2 separate regions of the Mus musculus genome follow, and region 2 is linked to region 1. A link is a loop called in an ENCODE intact Hi-C map of the cell type or tissue named here. Cell type or tissue: heart. All regions are shown on one strand.

Region 1 (8,000 bases):
GGACAGCCAGGGCTACATAGAGAAACCCTACCTTGAAAAGAAAAAGAAAAAAAAACTATCAGTCAAGTGAAGAGGTAATCTATAAATTGTAAGAAAATCTTTCTTAGTTTTACAATGAACAAAGGGTTAATGTCTAGAACATAGGAAGAACTTAAAAAAAAACCTAAACATCAAGAAAACAGCTCAATTAAAAAGTAGGCTGTAGAACTGGACAGAGGGTTCTCAAAGGAAAGTTCTAATAATTACATCCTTTCCTCCTTCCCTTTCTTCCCTCCAAAGCCTCCCGTGCACCCATCTTTTGAATCCAGGGCCTTCTTTTCATTAATTGCTGCTACATTTCATAAACATATTTTTTAAAATGTTCAATGTCATTTGCCAATTCGTTAGGCAAATGCAAACTAGAACTACTTTGAGATTCCACCTCACACCAGTCAGAATGGCTGTCATCAAGAAAACAAGTGACAGTGGAGTGTGGTGGCAGTGAGTTCTAAGCCAGCCTGGTTTACCTAGTGAGTTCCAGGACAGCCAGGGCTATATAGTGAGACCCTGTCTCCACAAGCAACAGGGAAAGGAAATGACCGGGCTGGGGAGATCAGACAGCTCATGGAGTAAATGAGCTTGAGATAAACTCTTTTTACTGGAAGTCAGACAGATAGGAGGAGACAACAAACTCTACAAGCTGTCTTCTGCCTTCCTTAGAGACCCTGGCCTCTGCCTTCCCTAGAGACCCTACCTCTGCCTTCCTTAGAGACACTGTGGTGTGTAGGTGCTTGTAAACACACACGTGCACAAGAAATAAATAAGAGTAAAAAGTGTTTAAAGAATCAAAACAAAGAATGAGTTCAGTCCCTATCTTCAAATGCTGGTGAGGCTGTAAAGAAAGTGGACCCCCCTGTTCACTGTGGGACCGTAGACTGGTGCTGCCTCTAAGGAAATTGCTGCAGAGGTTTTGAAGACACCGAAAATAGAGCTAACATATGATCCAGCTGTAACACTTCTGGCATCTACCCAAAGGGCTCTGTATCCTGAACCAGAGACTCTGTTCATAATAACCAGAAAATCCTGTCAGCCTAGCTGTCCCTCACCCGAAGAATGGATACTGAAAGTGTAGTACCTGCACACAGTGCAATTGTATTCATCTTTTAAAAAACAGTGAAATCTGTAGGGGGGAAGAAAACGAAATGACATGGGGAGCATTGTACTATGGTAACCGATAAACGATGAATGTTCTCAAGTCTTAGATTCAAAGTTGTAGATTTGTGTTGTTGACTTGGAAGGCCTGTAGGGACCAGAAAGCTAGAAAGGGGACAAAGACTGTGTAATGGGAGGGGCTGGAGGGAGAGGAGAGAAAGGGAGGGGAGGGAAAGGGAGCAGGGCACATTCGATGTGAAAGTAAAGGGGAGACAGGGAGATCCAAGAGTTGGCAAGTCTCAAGCAGGATGAATACAGGAAGAGAAAGAAAGGGTTAGGAGGATTAACAAAAAAGCAAGAAGGCAAGAAAGGGTTCCCTGAGATATATTTTGTAGATCTTACTACTTTTTAAGTTAAATAAAAATATTCTTAAAGGGGGTGGGGCATGCTCAATAGCCAGTGGTATATATTGAAACCCTGTCTCAAACAAAATAGAAAAGAGAGAGAGAGAGAGGAGGGTGGACTGGGTCAGGAGATGGCCCATCAAGTAAGGCCATTCCTGGATGCCATACAGATGGAAGAAGAGAACCAACCTCCTGGAAGGGAGGGCCGCTAGAAGTGACCTGTGCTGCTAATCGGTCTCACCTAAGGGAAAGTAAACTTGTCCCAGACTTTAAGACTATCATTTGGGCTGGCGAGATGGCTCAGCAGGTAAGAGCACTGACGGTTCTTCCAAAGGTCTTGAGTTCAAATCCCAGCAACCACATGGTGGCTCACAACCACCCATAATGAGATCTGACGCCCTCTTCTGGTGTGTCTGAAGTCAGCTACAGTGTACTTATATAATAAATAAATCTTAAAAAAAAAAAAAAAAAAAAAAAAAACTATTGGTTTACCCACCTGGAGTCAGGTTCTTAACCCACACACAGGCTGAGAGAGAGGACACCAATCTTCCTCAAGGACAGACCTTCAATAGCTCAGGTCCTGAGAAGACCTTTTCTGGGTCATGAAACTGGCAGTAAGTTTCTAAGACTTACATACATAGCAAAGGCCCAGAGAAAATTACCAGTGGCACGTGTTCTGAAGTAAGTTCTGTAAGAAAAAAAGAGGAGAGACTTACAACCCAGAAGAACCCTGTCTAAAGTTATCAAACTGAGGGGAAGGTCACCATGACCTTCCGGGTCACCATGGAGTCTGGAGTCCTAGCTTTCTTAAGTTTGAAATTCCAATATGCAAAAAAGTCTCGGAAAAGGAAAAGCAAGCCGGGAAAGGGCAGGCAGAGAAAAAAGACAGTGGGCTTTTGAGTCAGTTTTTGAAAATTACATCACAACCGTGCAACAGTGGTTCTCAGCCGTCCTGATGCTGAGACCCCCTTAACACCGTTCCTCATGTTGTGGTGACCCCCACACATGAAATAATAAGGTTATTTTCGCTGCCACTTCATAACTGTGAGTGTGCTGCCGTTATGAATTGTAACCTAAATATCTGTGTTTTCTGATGGTCTTAGGCGACCCTGACCCACAAGTTGAGAACCGCTCCCCGACAGTTCTGAGCACTTCTAGACGGTGAGATTATGAACAGGGCAAGAACTGTGTTATTAAAGGGTCCGTGTAAAACAACATTGAAGCCCAGATAACAACAGCTCAAGGCTATTAAGTACGTTGGTCCTAAGACCTTTACAGTTGAATCCCTTGATAGTAGGATCACTATTTGACATCAAAAACAGAAGTTCCTAGTGGGTTTTTTTTTCCCAGATTACACAGTATTTAAAGGGTGTGGCTACCATTCTCACTCCAGTGCCCTTGCCCCAGAACCTACCCCCCTTCTCTTCTGGCACGACACTGCTATTATCCTTTTGACCTCTCTCTCAGCAGCTGTGATCACCTACAGGTGACCTGCACACTCCATTGACTTCGTCAGTGAAAGGGAGAGGCTTATGAGGCCCCTCTTCTTCCTAAAGACACCTAAGTAGTTAATAGAGGAAGTGGGAGTGGGGCTATCCAAGGTCAAGGATTCCAAGGAGAGAAATGTTTCCTTTAGTAGCATACCTGCCCCTGGGTAGTCAGTGTCCCCGAGACTGACCGCAGGTAAACTCACCAGCTACACTGCAGTGGAACTTTGTTACTGTCCTTAGCTCACCTAAGGAGGTCCGGAAGAATGCCAAGGAGGTGATGTTAGCTAAACCATGAAGAATTCGGAGGAGCTGTTAGGTGCAAATCGGGAAGGGGTGCTGGCTGTTAGGACTGAAATTCCAACCCCCCCCCCCCAAAAAAAGTTGATTTCTTGCATATGTGCGTTCAACAAGCATGTCAGAAGGTGGGTTGGGGGCTAGGAGTTAGTGAGAAATCCGACCTGGGGTGACCTGAAACTGTCCTCTCAAGCCTCCCAGGTGGAACAGGTCATAAGAAGGGCTCACAAGCTATTGCCTGTGCCAGATCTCCCCTGCTGCAGCTGTGGGCTGTCGTCGCCCCCGCCCCCTGAAGGGAAGAGCTGCAGGGTCCACGCAAAACCAGATAACTACTTAAGAAGGGCTCCGGAAAGGCTGGATTCAAGAAGACAAGATGACTAGGTGGGCCTAGAGCAGCTGTTCTTAACCTGTGGGTCTCTACTCCTTTGGGATGCATATCAGATATCCTGCATATCAGATATTTAACATTACAATTTATAACTAGCAAAACTTGTTATGAAGTAGCAACGAAAAAATTTTTATGGTTGAGAGGGTCACCACAACATTAAGAACTGTATTAAAGGATCGCAGCACTAGGAAGGTTGAGAACCACTACATTAGAGTTAGCTCAGCCCCCTAAAAAAAAAAAAATCCAGAGAGAACCCAGAAGTTCTCTCTGATCCTCCTCTTCTTCCCCGAGGTCCTCACATCTCCCTGCCCAGCTCCACCTGGCGGCAGCACCCGAAGACGCTGCAGGCCTTGACCTGATTAGAACCAGGCAGAACCTGCGACCAATCAGCCTTCCTCCGCCTATCGGCGCGTCCTGTACAACCAATGAGCGCCGTCTCCTTGACCAACCCTCCCGCGCCGGATCCAGATTTGTCCACCTCTGAGAAACAAGGTCTATTTCGGGATGTGACTGCAGCGGCCGAGGTGGGCAGCTGCAGGATCCTGCCCAGGAGCTCAGGGCGTGGGATACCCATCCAACCGAGTACCCCTCCCCTTCGGCGGAGGCTGGGGGTGTGGGTGGAGCATAGCCGGAGAGCCCTCTACCAATCACATGAAGGCTCGGTAGCTGCCCGTCCAGTCCGAGGATGCGGAGCCTGAATCTCTCCAAGCGATAGCTCCATTTTTAGCGAATTGTGTAATGCTGGGCTGCACTTCCCGCCAGTAAACAACTGCAGTGTCCTCAGCCGCCTTATCGCCCCCTTTCAGTTAACCACCCGAGAAAACCTTCTCGCCACGTACCTCGAGTCCCTGGGATCTCTGAGTTCCCACAATGTGTGTCTTCCTTATCTCTGGACTCCCGCGTCGTTTTTGAGTAATTTATTTTTCTCTCTACCCAATTAAATGTTCAGCGCTTGGCGCAAGTGCTTTTGACTGTACCGGGTGTTGTGACGGTATTTATTCCTCATAAAATCTAGCAAAATCCTGGTACGTTAACCAAACAGAACAGAAGGAGAGCTTCTCCAACAGGACAGGGGAGAAAGTGTTGAGAACCCTCACCCCACAAGTCCCCGAGTCTTGTGAAACGGTTTAGCATATAGAAAAATACGGCTTATGTGGGTCATGAAAATTAAACGCTAACTGTAACGTTTGTAATACTAGCTCTAAAGACCTAGATGTCTTCTGTCTGGCTCTACGACTCTTCGACTCTTCGTCCTTGTCATACTGGCCTGTATAAACTGTTCACATTCGTCTCTGCTTTCCATCGGGTTCGATCCATGAATGGCAAAGGCGGAACCCGAGGTTGGGTATCTAGTCTACCCACCTCACGCCACCTAGACACCCCTCCCCTCCCGCTTTCTCTTTAGGGGGTTTACTGATCCACACACTCCACCTGGTTCTGTCTCCCAACATCTGCAACAGAGCTCTCACACTGCTTCTAGATTTTTGTTTTGTTTTGTTTTGTTTGTGTTTGTGATTTTGTACAGCCCCCACCTGGGCCTTTAAAAATAATTCTTTCTTTAAAGTATCCTACCCAAACACAAGACCCGCCTTCCTTACTAGGAAGCAGAAACAATCGCCTCAAATAGGAACATCTGAAAGGGACGACGGGGTCCCAGGAGATAGATAAATCTGAGCATAATGTTCACTTGATGACCTGTGAAGTGTAGATGCTTTGGAGTGCGTCTGTTATGCTACACGGCCTACTTCTCAAAAACTCTCTTCCCCCATAGGAGTGGACAGTTGCCATCAAGAAATTCTATATCTCATCTACCCATCACTACAGCTGACCCTGCACTTTTGCCAGGCATACAGAGACAGACAGACAGACAGACAGACAGGAAGGAAGGAAGGGAGGAAGGGAGGAAGGAAGGAAGGAAGGAAGGAAGGAAGGAAGGAAGGAAGGAAGAAGGAAGAAGGAAAGAAAGAAAGAAAGAAAGAAAGAAAGAAAGAAAGAAGGAAGGAAGGAAGGAAGGAAGGAAGGAAGGAAGGAAGGAAGGAAGGAAGGAAAAAGGTGGTGCACAGAGAAAGTATGTTGAAGTTAGGGGAGACAGAAATAAAAGACCATATCTCCCATATCTCCAGAGAAAGAGCCCAAGATAATGCCCCCTCCTCCTGCTTTGTGTCAGCCTTACATGTTTGCACCTTGTGCTTGTGGAATAACTTTACACCCTACAGAAAACTCAGCAAATGTTACCACTCACCCTAACAACTATTAGCAATCCTCTGTGGGCCCGAGCACCACACATCTCTGTACTTATTTGGAATAACGAGTTCATTTTGCTGTCAAGAGTTGGGGGACTTTTTTCTGCAAGAATTACTCATTCTGGCCCTTCATCTTTCAGATATTGCTCTGATAGATTGTCATTATGTTTTATTTGCTCCTCAGGAGATCAGATGAGCCATACTCTGATTCATGGCACGCACCATTATTAATGTCTGCAAGTTAAAACTCTCTTGTTCTATTCATATCTCTTGTCTCTACTCTCATCTTTCTGCTTTTATGGTAGGTTAATAATTTTCTACTGTGTATATTTGTGTTTTGCACACATAGTTGCTTTGTGGAATTTTCTTTTTCTCTACTGGGGATTGAGCCCAGAGCTTTGCCCATGCTCAGCAGATGCCTATCAGTGAGCCCTACCTCCGTTCCTAGACACTCATTTTTCTAGTTCTCCAAAGCTGCTGAGATGTCTGCCCTGTCCTAGGTTTACTTGAGTCACTGAGCATGTTTTTCCAGCTCCATGCACTTTGCCAGATGCTAACATTTATTCTGCCTCTCTTGGCTCACTCTCACAGTGGCATGACAACTCCAGTGTCATCTCCAGTTCTGCTCACTAGGTTATAACTCTACATCAGACATCCCTGCTTGATCCATTCTGGAACTGTAAAAAGATTTATCCTATATTGTGTAAAGCTCTAACGTGACATGTATTCTTAGATGGCTTTCCAAAGACCCTATAGAGCTGCATGTCTGATATTTGCAACTTTGCCAGCTCCTATTTTTGTAGCTTTGGTAGCTATAAAGAGATAACACATTATTGGTTTAGCTTGTGTTATATTATTAACTATTTTAATTGAATTTTCATATTCCTATTAGTTTTTCCTCTTTAGTAAGTTGCCAGATCACATCCTTTGTTCCTTTATGCCAGTGGTCTGACGTCTTGTTCCTATTTATTTGCAGGTATTAATTGTATATTCTAGAACGATATTTTATTCTTGTTCATTTTAGGCAAAGCCAATATTTTTTCTATTCGACTCTGTCATCAACCCATTTTGTACATGATGTCCTTTGAAATTCACAGATTCTAATAGGATAAATGTGTTGGATTTATTGTTTGCAATAGCTACGGAAGATGGAATGATTATTACTGCTATGATCAAAAATATTTGAGTTTGAATTTGTAGCATTTTTAATCTATATAACATTAGCATATTAAAAGGTTAACTAGACCAAGTTAGCCTAGAATTCAGAGATCCTCCTGCCTCTGCCTTCCAAGTGCAGGGATTAAAAGCATGAGCCATCATACCTGACTCAATAACTCTTAAAAGGTGTGTGTGTGTGTGTGTGTATGTGTGTGTGTGTGTGTGTGTGTGTGTGTGTGTATTCCTCTGAGGAACAAGAGTACAGTGTCCCCTGAGACCAGAAGAGGGTGGCAGATACCAGAAGCTGAGTCACAAGAGGTTATGGGCCAACCAAAGTGGGTTCTGGGAACTGAGCTCAGCAGCTCTGGAAGAGCAGGAAGAGCTATTAACTGCTAAGCTGTTTCTCTAGCCACAGTTAACTTTTTATTATTAAGCTCAGAAAAGTTGAAAAATTGTAAAAGCAGAGTCCTCGTGGTACTTTTGAAAGCACTGGTGTATGGGTACCACTCCGTTAAGTTGATTTTCTGCACATCTCTATATCTGAGTTCTTTAGGTGGGCTCCCACCAGCCACGGCATATACTCCTCCAAGGAAAGTCTATTGACTAAGTGTCATCTTTGAACCTTTAATCTCATAGACTTTCCAACTACAAAGATTCTATCATCTGAGTATTGTCATTGGATTTGTTTGTTTGTTTCGCCTGATCTCCTGGGCTAACAGGGACTCATCCACATGGTTACCTTAAAGACTCTCCTCTGAGGAACAAGCAGACCCAGAGCAGCAACTTCTGCTGCCCCCTCCCCCTTCTACAACAGCAGTCCTCAGACTTGCTAATGCAAGGTTAACACTGGTCCCTCAAGTTGTGGTGACCTCCAGCTGTAGAGCTATTTCAT
Region 2 (8,000 bases), 210 kb before region 1:
AAGAAATATATGGTATGTAATACATCATAATACATTACACATAACATATAATATAATTATGTGTTGCATGTGTGTGTGTGTGTTATTAGAGTGGCTTATCATCTGTGGTCTAACAGTGCCTGACAGAAAAGCCAGGAATCCAGTAGTTGTTAGTCCATGAGGCGGCACATCTCAGCTGGTCTTCGTCTCTATTGGAATTCTGAAGTAGCACTGCTCACACATGCTGAGCCATTTCAGTCTTTTTAAACACGAAGTGTGAAGTGTCACAAAGATGAGGGTTGGTATCCTGTAACAATAACAAGTCAATTGAGGTGACCTCTGTGAGGAGGATGCAGAATGTCAGCGGCAGGATAATAATGACCAGCTATCGGGAGGTTGCTGCTAACGCTGCTCTAGTCTATCAGCATTTAAAAGCTCATGCTGTATACCACTGGGGTGAGATGTTGGTAAGTGGAGAAGGCACCCACCAGGAGCAACTGTGTTGTATCCATCAGTGAAGTCTGGGTACACCATCAGGGAGTGCCCACATGGGCAGTGATGGAGGCCCTCACAGCTGCCTGTTACAAGAGAATAACAGTAGGTGAACTCTCACACAGAGGAGGAGCCTGTCCTCTCTACTGCCCTGGTGATGAAGTCCTGTATATGTACAAACTGTTGCACAATCCTGTACAAACTCATATATTTGATGCTTGTAACTCCAGGCCTTTCTGTTGTGATGTGTCTCCTATGTCAGTCAACAAATACTCTCTAATCCTAGGGTCTTCTCCCAGTTAGAACCTGTGCCCTGTTAGTCTGTGTGCAGCAATGCTTATCATCTTCTGGGGCACACAACGACGATCCCGTAGACTGAAATTAAACAGAATCTGACCAACACGGGGAGCACCCGAGAGAAGATCCTTAGGGCTTCGGATTAGAACTCAAAGGAACATGCTTTAAGCTCGGCTCTAAACCAGTGCCAAAGAGAGGTCTCTGACTGCATCTAATTGCTAGCTCCCCATCCTGGACTTGCATGTGACAATTCAAAACAAAAGAAACTGTAGCATCAGAATTATCAGCACCGTGTAAGATGTCATCAGAAAGGCCAATTCTCAGGCTCACTCCAGACCTATCAAACCAAGAACTCCAGGGCTAGGGTGCAGCCATCAGGGTCTGACCATGTAATCTAAGCCTTGGACGATTTCTAATGACCTCCTGGGCAGTGCTGATGCTGCTGACACTGTTGGCCAGCGACCAACAAGTACTTGGCTTATGTGAGCTTCTCTCTGGTGAGCTAGGCAAGCCTGCTTCAGATCTCTGAAATTATGACCCTCCAGGCCCTGCCTCTTCTGGCATTAGCACACATTTCAGTTAATGCTCTCTCCAGCCACAGAGGCACTAATGTTCTGTCCTAGAGAGAAAGAACTGTAGTCCCACTGAGCATCATTAAGGACAGGGAAGGCTGGGTGTGTGGGAGTGCAATTCCGTCCAAGTGTCTTGGGGTCTAGTTACTGCCTTTGCTGGTAGGTCTCAGGAAAGTTAGTTTAGAAAGTCTGTGGCCACACCTCCCCAGGGTCGAGCCCAGGAACAACTGCCAGGGACAAAGAGAGCCTGTGCATTCTCTCCCTCATCTAGAGACTTGCCAAGACGTTGGCCAGATGCCCATATTGTCTTCAGAGTCCACTCATCAAAAGTTGCAGAAATGCGGAGAAGGGGAAGATGCCCCAGGGGGTTTGAGTGAGCTTCCATTTTGGAGGCCATATCCAATTACCTGTGCCAATTGCCTCTAGCCTCAATCTGAAATTACTCGCCCCAGTATCCACACTGGTAATCTCTAACATTGACCACTAAATTATGGTCTCCACCTGGAGGATTTTTCTTTCATCGTCTGCCTTACTCTTGCCCATGCACGTAGGATGGCATGGAATGATCTGAGGTTTCCCTCACCGCCTGGTACAGCTTGACTCTTTCTCCCCTGAGCTCACACACAGTCTTGCCACACTGGTGTAAAAGGACTCCTTACATTGCATTATACCCATCGGCAGATTTTCTCCTGTGTGGCAGGTGTTTTAGAAGCAGAGTCTGTCTCGTTCATCTTTATATCCCATGAGCCTGGGGATGGAGAGGGGACCACTGTGGCCTGACATGCTTAAACAAATGAGTTTGTCCTCCTTGATTGAGATAAAGAGAGAACTTCATAGACTTCAAATTCAGTGACTTCATGAGTGTGAGCTGCTAACAGTAGTGACTGAGAGCTCTGTGTGCTTGACAGCTTTGGGCTGAAACAAGATAAAGCAAAACATTGAAAATGTGGGATGTGGTAAAGAAGTCGAAAATGTTATTTAAATGTAAAATTCAGTGAGGTGCTTGCTATGATTGTGGCTATTCTAGAAATGAGAAAATGATTGACAGAAGGCCAGCAACTTACGCACCATCAGATAATAATACACACACACACACACACACACACACACACACACACAGAAATACACACACAGACATAGACACACAGACACGCACAGACACATATACACACAGACACAGATACACAGACACAGATGCAAAGACACAGAGACATACACACAGAAACACAGACACATACACACACAGAAACACACAGACACAGGCACACAGACAGTAACACACACATATACAAACACACACACATGCAGACACACAGCCAGACAGTAATACATATAGATACCAACACACACAGAGATATGCAGATGCAGACACACACACAGGCACATGGCTAGACAGTGATGCACATGCAGATACACACAGACACACACAGACACACACACACACACACACAGAGACGGACATGCAGATGCAGACACACACAGAGACACATGGCTAGACAGTAACACACACACACACACACACACACAAACACAGATGCAGACACACAGATGCAGACACACACACAGACCCTGAATCTTATGTAGCATGTGAAGAGCAAAGCCTGTTGTCCAGACTTGATGCAAATGTCTGTCAGTCTTTCTGTACAGTCACGTGTGAGCTGCTCACCATTCTTTTGAGGGCTTCTCAACTCCAAGCCCTCTCACTACTTTGGTGATTCCTTTAGTCTCTCTGCGTACAGGTCTGGGGTCCTGATACAAGATCTCTTTAATGCTCTGAGTGTCTTGCCTCTGCCTCTGCCTCTCTACGATCATTGACAGTTCTTCCTGTGTGCTATGGCTTCTGTGCTATGGCCTGTCAAAAGGATTTGAAGAAGAAACTTGTCATCCTGAAGACGTGCCACCAGGGGGCAGTGGGGGTCTAGCAGGAGGCCTGGAGGAGCTGGAATCTTTACTCTCCTGTCGAGCCACATGTATGACCTTCATTTTGCAATTCTTAAATCAGTGGCAGTGGTTACACAACACTGTGCGTAATAAACGATTATTTTTAAAATTTGAGGTTATTATTACAGTTTCCCTTCCCTTTCCTTTCTCTAAGCTCCATATCCCTCCTAACTCTTTCAAATTCGTGGCTTACTTCATTCATTGTTGTTACATGCATATATGTGTCTATATGTGTACAATGTTACATGTATGTTACAAGGGCTGACCACTTGGTACTGTGTGCTCTTCCCTGGGGAGACCACTTCTCCTGCTCTCAGATTCTTTGTTCCCTGGTTCTTCCTGTGTTCCCTCATCCACTGGAGCAAGCCTATTGTTGCTTGCCCTGTTCAGCTCCTGCGTGGGCAGTCATGTTGGTGAGACTCTATGGGCGTAGCTTCTGACACAGCTAGGAGACACACTCACAGCAAATTCCTTGGTCTTCTGGCTCAGAATTGCTTTTAGAAGAGGTGATGTAAATGTTAAACAGGAAATCAGGAAATAATTTATGTATATATTTTTCTTGATCCTGAGCTTATTCTAAGGACTTCTCATCCTTCCCAACACTAAAAAGAGAGAAAGCAGAGGTGAGGACGTAGCCTGCCCATGTTACTCTCAGCTGGTGAGGTTTGGCCTGTTGCTGCATAGCCTGGCAGAAGAGAGAGGTAGGCAGGGCTTCTTTCCAGGGCTCCAAGCAGAGATCTTGAGGAAGAGAGGAGGGAGAAGACAGAGGAAGACAGAGTGGAGTGGGTAGATTGTGAGAACTGGCCATGGGGGCTGTCCAGTTGGAGTAGAGCAGCCCAGGAGGAACACAGCAAGTCATATTCGGGATTATTGACAGGGAAGTAGACAAAATATCATACAGGGCTATTATCTGCCCAGCTCTAGCGCTGTAAGGCTTATTATAAATATAAAGGTTTTGTGTGTTTTATTTTGGAACAGAATGATCTAAGGTGGGGTAGAAACCCCCAAATAATATTTACTACAATAGCTGTCGGACTTCCTTGGCCAAACCTCACATCTCCAAGCCTTCCTTATCTGCCCACAGTTGTGATGGCTGCCACCCTGCTTCCACAGCAGGAACAAACGGACTCTGCAGACAGACAGGTTTGCTCGTACTGAGACACCATATTGATTTTGCTTACTGTCGCTTAGAATTCCGCTTTACCCTTCTATAATGACGGGGATTCCCTGACCTCACAGCCTGTAAGTCTGTCTTATTCAAATTAAAAAACAAAACAAAACTCCAGGTGTAAAATATCTCCTCCTCCCCACCCCCATATTGGCTGCAAATGGTTGTATGCAGATATGTATGGACTGGCACGTAGGTGTATTTGTTGACAGGTAGGGGTATATGACATAGCACTTAGCTTTCACACATGAAATGTGTGCATGTGAGGCAGGTGCCACGCAAAATACTTTAGATGTAAATAAATTTAAGGATAAACCCTGACTCTTCACCGTCTGTAAATTCTTACTGTGAAGCTAAATTGCTTGGTTTCTAAGGACCTTCGGATGGGTATGTGTGTATGAAACAGTCAGATGTCAGCACTCTCCTCTTCTACGCCAAGGCTGTGCTCTGTTCTGCTCCTGATGTTTGTCTACAGCTGTATTAGTTTCACCAACATTTATATCTGTGGTGGTTTGAATGAGATGCCTCCCCCCCCCCCCCCCCCACTCCCCAGAGTCTCGGGTATCTGTACACTTGGTCCTCAGTTGGTGGTGCTGTTTGGGGGAGGTTTAGAAAGTATGGTCTTGTTGGAGGAAGTGCTGGGTGTGGGCTTTGAGGCCAAAAGCCTCGGGCCACATCCAGTTCAGCTTCTCTCTCTCTCTCGCTCTCTCTCTCTCTCTCTCTCTCTGCGTGAAGGAAAATGCAACATAAGAAACTTAGTTCAGAAACAACGGTAACTCAATCTCTGGGCGCAACAACTAAAACCTAATCTTGTAAGCCTTATTAAAATCTGATTCCTCTGGTGGCGAATCCTTGAGGATCTGCCATGATACAGGGAAACTCTACTAGCTATATCTTACCCCTCTGCTGTCCCCATTCCAAAGAGGGACCTAACTCTCTCCTGCTTCCTCACTTCCTCCATCCAATCCAGAAGTCCCGCCTACTCTCCCAATGATTGGCTCCTTTATTCATTAGGGGATTGGTTCACAAGAAGTCATCTGAGTGTGTGACTCATTCCTCATTCCAGACAGCCCCTCCCAGGACAGCAAGCAGCACAGAGCTATCCACAACATAAATAATCTAAATGAGAGATTTATTTCTTTTTCTTTTTTCCCCTTAATTTGTATTATTTAAATGCATTTTATACATCAAACATATTAACAATATTGAGTATTTTGAGAATCTAATAATATATGAAAAATTTGTTAAATTTTTATATTCATATCCATTTATACTCTAAAAATATCATTAATGAACATTTAACACTATCCATAACTGAGGATCCTATATCTAATGTTGAATACTAAATTGTTTCGAAACATGCAAAATATTCTTTGGGAATTAAACATAGTAAAAGAGTGTAAAATATTAAAAATGAATCATTAAGAAATATATTCAAAAGTCCTTATATGACATCACCCGACATAGTGAGAGATTATTTAAAACACATTATATATCTGTGAACATTGTCTAACAATCAGTTTACTTAAAAAAGATTATCAGTGTTTCTAGGAGATAAATTATTTTATCAGTAAGAATATTTTTAAAATTTCAAAATAGCAAAAACTCTTTGAAGTTAAGTATTAAGAAAATGCTAATTTCAAGCACAGTGGGAAAAATTATCAATAATATTTCCTTGATGTTTGTAAAACAAGATTTTAATATTGTCAACTGTTAATATTCAACAAACAGAATAATTATTTTAAGATATATTTCATTGTTATGTCTCCCTTTCATTTCTGATTTTATCAATTTGGATATTGTCTCTGTGCCCTCTGGTTAGTCTGGCTAAGGGTTTATCTATCTTGTTGATTTTCTCAAAGAGCCAGTTCCTGGTTTTGTTGATTCTTTGTATGGTTCCTTTTTGTTTCTATTTGGGTGGTTTCAGCCCTAAGTTTGATTATTTCCTGCTGTCTACTCCTCTTGGGTGTATTTGCTTCTTTTTGTTTTAGAGCTTTCAGGTGTGCTGTCAAGCTGCTAGTGTAAGCTCTCTTCACTTTCTTTTTGGAGGCACTCAGAGCTATGAGTTTTCCTCTTACCACTGCTTTCATGATGCCCATAATGTATGATGTGTCTTCATTTTCATTAAATTCTAAAAAAACTTTAATTTCTTTATTTCTTCCTTGACCAAGTTATCATTGAGTAGAGCATTGTTTAGCTTCCTTGTGTATGTGTGCTCTCCGTTGTTCTTGTTAGTATTTAAGACCAGCTTTAGTCCATGGTGATCTGATAGGGCACATGGGATTATTTCAATCTTCTTGTATCTGTTGAGGCCTGTTTTGTGACCAATTATATGGTCAGTTTTGGAGAAGGTATCGTGAGGTGCTGAGAAGAAGGTATATATATATTTTGCTTTAGGATGAAATGTTCTATAAATATGTGTCAGATCCATTTGGTTCATAACTTCTGTTAGTTTTACTATGTCTCTGTTTAGATTCTGTTTCTATGATCTGTCCAATGCTGAGAGTGGGGTTGAAGTCTCCCATTATTATTGTGTGGGGTGTGATGTGTGCTTTGAGCTTTAGTAAAGTTTCTTTTATGAATGTGGGTGCCCTTGCATTTGGAGCATAGATGTTCAGAATTGAGAGTTCATCTTGATTTTTTCCTTTGACCAGTATGAAGTGTCTTTCTTTCTTTTCTTTCTTTCTTTCTTTCTTTCTTTCTTTCTTTCTTTCTTTCTTTCTTTCTTTCTTCTTTCTTTCTTCTTTCTTTCTTTCTTTCTTTCTTTCTTTCTCTCTCTCTCTCTCTCTCTCTCTCTCTCTTTCTTTCTTTCTTTCTTTCTTTCTTTCTTTTTGATGACTGTTGGTCAAAAGTTGATTTTATTCGATATTAGAATGGCTACCCCAGCTTGTTTCTTGGGACCATTTGCTTGGAAAATTGTTTTTCCAGCCTTTACTCTGAGGTAGTGTCTGTCTTTGTCACTAATGTGTGTTTCCTATATGCAGCAAAATGCTGGGTCCTGTTTACATATCCAGTCTGTTAGTCTATGTCTTTTTTGGGGAATTGAGTCCATTGATGTTAAGAGATATTAAGGAAGAGTGATTGTTACTTCCTGTTATTTTTGTTGTTAGAAGTGGGATTATGTTTGTGTGGCTATCTTCTTTGGGGTTTGTTGAAAGATTACTTTCTTGATTTTTCTAGGGTGTAGTTTCCCCCCTTGTGTTGGTGTTTTCCATCTATATATGGAAAGATATTGTGTAAATTTGGTTTTTGTTATCTTGGTTTCTCTGTCTATGGTAATTGAGAGTTCTGCTGGGGATAGTAGCTTGGGATGGCATTTGTGTTCTCTTAGGGTCTGTATGACTTCTACCCAGGATCTTTTAGCTTTCATAGTTTCCAGTGAGAAGTCTGGTGTAATTCTGATAGGTCTGCCTTTATATGCTACTTGAAATTTTTCTCTTATTGCTTTTAGTATTTTTTCTTTGTTTAGTGCATTTGGTGTTTTGATTATTATGTGACAGGAGGAATTTGTTTTCTGGTCCAGTCTAATTGGAGTTCTGTAGACTTCTTGT

Evidence for each region. Peaks named below come from ENCODE experiments on the same cell type or tissue, not always from the same donor. Only the 100,000 strongest peaks of a DNase experiment are listed, where the experiment ranks them.
Region 2: a loop joins it to region 1, with 7 times the contacts of the local background. A loop is called at or near these places in 33 of 42 quality-filtered maps.

What each region holds. Positions count from the first base shown.
Region 1 is chr15:98,177,632-98,185,631 of GRCm38, reverse strand. Gm33909 (a long non-coding RNA gene) reads right to left here and starts at 5,099. Exons shown (of 4, transcript XR_384431.4): 1 at 4,547-5,099; 2 at 2,032-2,223. In heart, a CTCF peak has its summit at 4,040 (motif pointing left); DNase peaks (open chromatin) are centred at 3,601 and 4,281; H3K4me3 peaks cover 1,576 bases; H3K27ac peaks cover 1,874 bases; H3K27me3 peaks cover 698 bases.
Region 2 is chr15:98,385,263-98,393,262 of GRCm38, reverse strand. No RefSeq gene overlaps it. Among named protein-coding and RNA genes, the nearest start is that of 1700031M16Rik, 9.2 kb to the left of the region's middle. In heart, a CTCF peak has its summit at 3,249 (motif pointing right); a DNase peak (open chromatin) is centred at 3,232.